Regions from separate parts of the Homo sapiens genome. Here region 1 is linked to region 2. A link is a loop called in an ENCODE intact Hi-C map of the cell type or tissue named here. Cell type or tissue: mammary epithelial cell. All regions are shown on one strand.

Region 1 (2,500 bases), 110 kb after region 2:
GATATGGTTTGGCTCTGTGTCCCCACCCAAATCTCATTTCAGATTGTAATCCTCATAAGGGATTGTCGAGGGAGGACCAAGTGGGAGGTGATTGGGTCATGAGAGTGGTTTCCCCCATGCTGTTCTCATGATACTGCATGAATTCTCACGAGATCTGATGGTTTTATAAGTGTTTGACAGTTCCTCTTTCACACATGGTCTCTCTCTCCTGCCACTGTGTGAGGAAGGAGCCTGCATCCCTTTCTGCCATGATTGTAAGTTTCCTGAGGCCTCTCCAAGTCACGTGGAACTGTGAGTTAATTAAAACTCCACTGTTTATAAATTACCCAGTCTTGGGTAGTATCTTTATAGCAGTGTAAAAATGGACTAATACAGATGGCAAACTTTTTCTATACAGAGCCAGATAGAAAATATAGGTGTTATGGGGCACACTTCCTCTCTGGCAGCTACTCAATTCTGACATTGTAGTACAAAAGCAGCCATGGAGAATATGTAAATGAATGGCCATGGCTGTATTTTCATAAAACTTATTTACAAATTCAGGTGGTGAGCCATAATTTGCAGATACCTGAGATATCGTAATACCCCTTCTAAGATGCTCCTGAGACATGTACTAGCCAAACTCGAATGAAGTTTTGGGACCATATTTTGTACAGTTCAGCAGCCCGTATAATGGCATAGTGGCAGACAGAATCTCAGCTCTTCAGAACAGCAGCCCTGTCTAGGTCAATCAAAAATCCGGGATTCATCTCTTTATTCTTGTGCCTTAACAATTGTGGTTCCTTCTACCTCTTTTTTTCTTAGTCTCTATTTAAATACTACTTCCTCTAAGAGGCACTTTCTGATTTGGACTCTAGACTAGATTATTATTATTTTTTTTGCTCTGTCACCTGCAAGTTTCATAAGAACAGGACCATGATCATTGCCTAGCACAATGCCAGGCTCATGGTAGGTGTCCATTTATGTTCTGATTTTTTACAATTGTTCAGTTGAACTTGTTTCCCATGCATGTTTCTCCCCGAAGGTGGCTCTGATGAATGTGATCAGTTTTCCCTGGTAACGGCTCCTACCTTTTCACAGCCACCTGAGGTCCAACAGCTTTGCCATGTAGTGTACTTGCATCTAAGCCAGGGCTCTCAGCAGACCCAGAATCTCAGTCCAGTCAGACCCACCCTCTTTTCTAAATGTGTAGAGTTTTCACTTCTTATTTGTTAAGCAGTTAAAACCACAGAGCCAACACTCTCTCAGAAAGCCAAGTATGGAGACCAAGTTCTCCAGCTTGTGGGTTCCATGGTCATCTGGCTCTGTTGACAACAGACAGAGGTCCAGTGTGGATGTTGGAGATATAATCTGGGCTTCCAAGAGCAGTAGAGTCTGCAGAGGTGATTCAGAGAAGGGCAGGGTGCCAGGGTAGCTGGCTGCATGGGAACAGAAAGCTGGGGAGGCAGCCCAACTTCAGGTCATTCCCACCTCCCTGCGGTCAGCCTGGGCTACTACTTTTCTGGGAGAATTTGGAAAGGACACACCCATATCTATGAGTTGACTCTTGAGCTGTGCCAAGGAGAAGCTGTATAAGTTTGGTTGTCCTTTGTGGTCTGGCAGCTTCAGAAGCATGACAGTCCATTTTGTTCCTTATCCCACTGGGTGTTCACTTGATGAATGATGAATGGAATGCTAGCCTTGACATGAAATACTGCAGTAACCACATTGGCCAGTGCACCACATCATATGATTTTAGCTTTTAGCTCTCTGTGAAATATCTGGCATTCATTTGGATAAAAATGTCAGCCCAGACACATATCTTGTATTATCTATTGCCAAGGCCTGGAAAATGGAGTAGAGTTTTGCAAGACCTGGCAATTGAATAAATATAGCTAATAAGAGAAACAAGAGCAGGAGTGGCTGGGTTGCCTTTTGAGTCAAGATTTTAGCAAGGAGATACTCTGCTTGTATAAGCAAAGCAGGAATAGGAAACACTGACCAATTTCGGAAACAACGTTCTTCCCCTCCCCCCTCTTTCCCCCTTCCCTCTCCTTCTTTTCTTTCTTTCCTTCTTTCATTTCTTAGAGACTGGGTCTGGTTCTGTCACCCAGGCTAGAGTGTAGTGGTGTGATCATAGCTCACTGTAGCCTTGAACTCCTGGGCTCAGGCCATCCTCCTACCTCAGCCTCCCAAGTAGCATGTGCTACCACACCTGGTTAATGTTTTTGTCTTTTTATTTTTGTGGAGATGGGGTCTCATTTTGTTGCCCAGGTTTATCTTGAACTCTAGCTTCAAGTAATCTCCCCCGCCTTGGCTTCCCAAAGTGTTGAGTTTACAGGCATGAACCACTGCACCTGACCTAGAAAGCTCTTACAAAGAAATGCTGACCGGGCGCGGTGGCTCATGCCTATAATCCCAGCACTTCAGGTGGCTGAGGTGGGTGGATCATGAGGTCAAGAGATTGAGACCATCCTGGCCAACATGGTGAAACCCTGTCTCTACTAAAAATACAACAATT
Region 2 (2,500 bases):
AGGCTGATCTCAAACTCCTGACCTCAAGTTATCCTCCCGCCTCGGCCTCCCCAAGTGCTGGGATTACAGGCGTGAGCCACCACGCCAGGCCTCATGTTCATGACTTATCTGGAAAATCATAGGGAAAAGAATGATGCTAAGAGTAAATATGTAAATTCACATGCCAGGATTTTTTTTTCTACTTATATTTAAAAAAGGAAAAATCAGGCTGGGCGCAGTGGCTCACGCCTGTAATCCCAGCACTTTGAGAGGCTGAGGCAGAAGGATCATCTGAGGTCAGGAATTCGATCAGCCTGGCCACCATGGTGAAACCCCGTCTCTACTAAAAATACAAAAATTCACCGGGCGCGGTGGCTCATGCCTGTAATACCAGCACTTTGGGAGGCCAAGATTGGCGGATCGCCTGAGGTCAGGAGTTCGAGACCAGCCTGGCCAACATGGCGAAACCCCATCTCTACTAAAAATACAAAAAGTTAGCTGGATGTGGTGGCGGGCACTTGTAATCCCAGCTACTTGGGAGGCTGAGGCAGGGAGAATTGCTTGAACCCAGGAGGCCGAGGTTGCAGTGAGCTGAGATTGTGCCATTGCACTCCAGCCTGGGCGACAAGAGTGAGACTCGGTCTCAAAAAAACAAAACAAAACAAAACAAAAAAACCCAGCCGGGCGTGGTGGCATGCATCTGTAGTCCCAGCTACTTGGGAGGCTGAGGCAGGAGAATCACTTGAACCTGGGAGTCGGAGGTTGCAGTGAGCTGAGATGGTGCCACTGCACTCCAGCCTGGGTGATAGATCGAGACTCTGTCTCAAAAGAAAAAAAAAAGAAAGAACTATTTATGTACATTAAATAAATTAATAAGTGTAGGGCATGTAGTATGGTGCCAGGTGTGTGATAAATAAGCCTCTACTGAGAATTATCTTACTTCATGCATTCCTTTGCCTCTTGACCTTTGGAAGAACGTATAAATAAATGTCTGTGATGACTAAAACCTTCCACCAGATGTCACTGTTTCCTCGGAGAAAAAAATCATCTTTTTAGCTTATTACATTTTATGAATATAAGCTAAAAGGAAAACAATTGGGACATCTCATTGCTTTGGTTACTTGAAACCTTCAGAAATTATGTTTTCAAGGCATTGTGGAAAGCTCTACCTCCTCCTAGGAAGTGTGCTAATATATTTTGCTGCAAAAATATTTTTATCCCCTAAAGAATGGATTTTTCAGTGGGAAATTTAATAATATAAAAGATGCATTTACTTTCATAGCACAGGCTTGAGGGAAGAGTATAAAATAAGGTGAATCAATTTCCTTTCAGAAGGTAGATTTTTATATTTGTTTGTTTTGTGATTGGAAACCTGGATAGGTTCAGAATATTGCATGGAGACACATTCTAGCTGCTGGTTACGTTACTCATCCAGCAAATCTATCTGGTCAGGATACAAGTGACAATCTAGAGAGAATTTTTATTTAAAAATATTCTAAATAGCCAAAATGGATGTCACAGTCCATGCACCAAAGGTTATTGGCTTTACTGATAGGAGGGCCCTCACATGGAACACTCAGAACTCATTGGCCCCTATTTTATGAATAATTATATAAAGCTTGAGATTTTATGTCTCAACCCATGACAGATTTGAAGTAAAGGTAAAGAAACATGTTAGAAGAAATAACAGCCAGACCGTTAAAATAATGGGGAAGGAGACATTTTTGAAAAAGTAAAGCTCAGTCTATAAATCTCAAAATGCGTCACATTCTGGAACTGTTTAGTGACAGGTGACAACTGTTTTTTTATTTTTTATTTTTTTTTGAAGTTCCAGGGTACACGTGCAGGACGTGCAGGTTTGTTACATAGGTAAACGTGTGCCATGGTGGTTTGCTGCACCTATCAACCCATCACCTAGCTATTAAGCCCAGCATGCATTTGCTCTTTATCCTAATGCTCTTCCCCCCGACTCTCCCCTGACAGGGCCTGCTGTGTGTTGTTCCTTTCCCTGTGTCCATGTGTTCTCATTGTTCAGCTCCCACTTATAAGTGAGAACATGCAGGTGTTTGGTTTTCTGTTTCTGTGTTACTTTGCTAAGGATAATGGCTTCCACCTTCATCCATGTGCCTGCAAAGGACATGATCTCGTTCCTTTTTATGGCTGCATTGTATTCCATTGTGTATATGTACCACATATTCTTATCCAATCCATTATTGATGAGCATTTGAGTTGATTCCATGTCTTTGCTATTGCTATTGTGAATAGCAAAGTGCTGCAATGAACATACGCGTGCATGTATCTTTATAATAGAATGATTTATATTTCTTTGGGTATATGATAGGTGACAACTCTTTAGCTCTGGAGTTTATATTGCTGTTGTTCATAATCATGAACTGCCAAGAAATGGGGAAATCATATTGACTTTACTCTGTTTTAAAAGATACAGTTGCTTGGAATATATTTTAGAATTATTTCCCTGAAAGTGGCTACAAATAAGCAAAGCTTGGGAAGAAGTTAGAAG

The links. A loop is a pair of places that touch in the nucleus more often than their neighbours do. Peaks named below come from ENCODE experiments on the same cell type or tissue, not always from the same donor. Only the 100,000 strongest peaks of a DNase experiment are listed, where the experiment ranks them.
Region 1: it touches region 2 in a loop (12-fold over the local background); 26 of 110 quality-filtered maps call a loop at or near these places.

The regions. Positions count from the first base shown.
Region 1 is chr6:134,826,228-134,828,727 of GRCh38, reverse strand. The region is part of intron 2 of LOC101928277 (a long non-coding RNA gene); the gene reads left to right. Among named protein-coding and RNA genes, the nearest start is that of ALDH8A1, 120 kb to the left of the region's middle. In mammary epithelial cell, a CTCF peak has its summit at 1,466; a DNase peak (open chromatin) is centred at 1,537; H3K27ac peaks cover 476 bases.
Region 2 is chr6:134,939,529-134,942,028 of GRCh38, reverse strand. The region is part of intron 3 of ALDH8A1 (aldehyde dehydrogenase 8 family member A1); the gene reads left to right. Among named protein-coding and RNA genes, the nearest start is that of ALDH8A1, 9.3 kb to the left of the region's middle. In mammary epithelial cell, a CTCF peak has its summit at 991 (motif pointing right); a DNase peak (open chromatin) is centred at 1,008.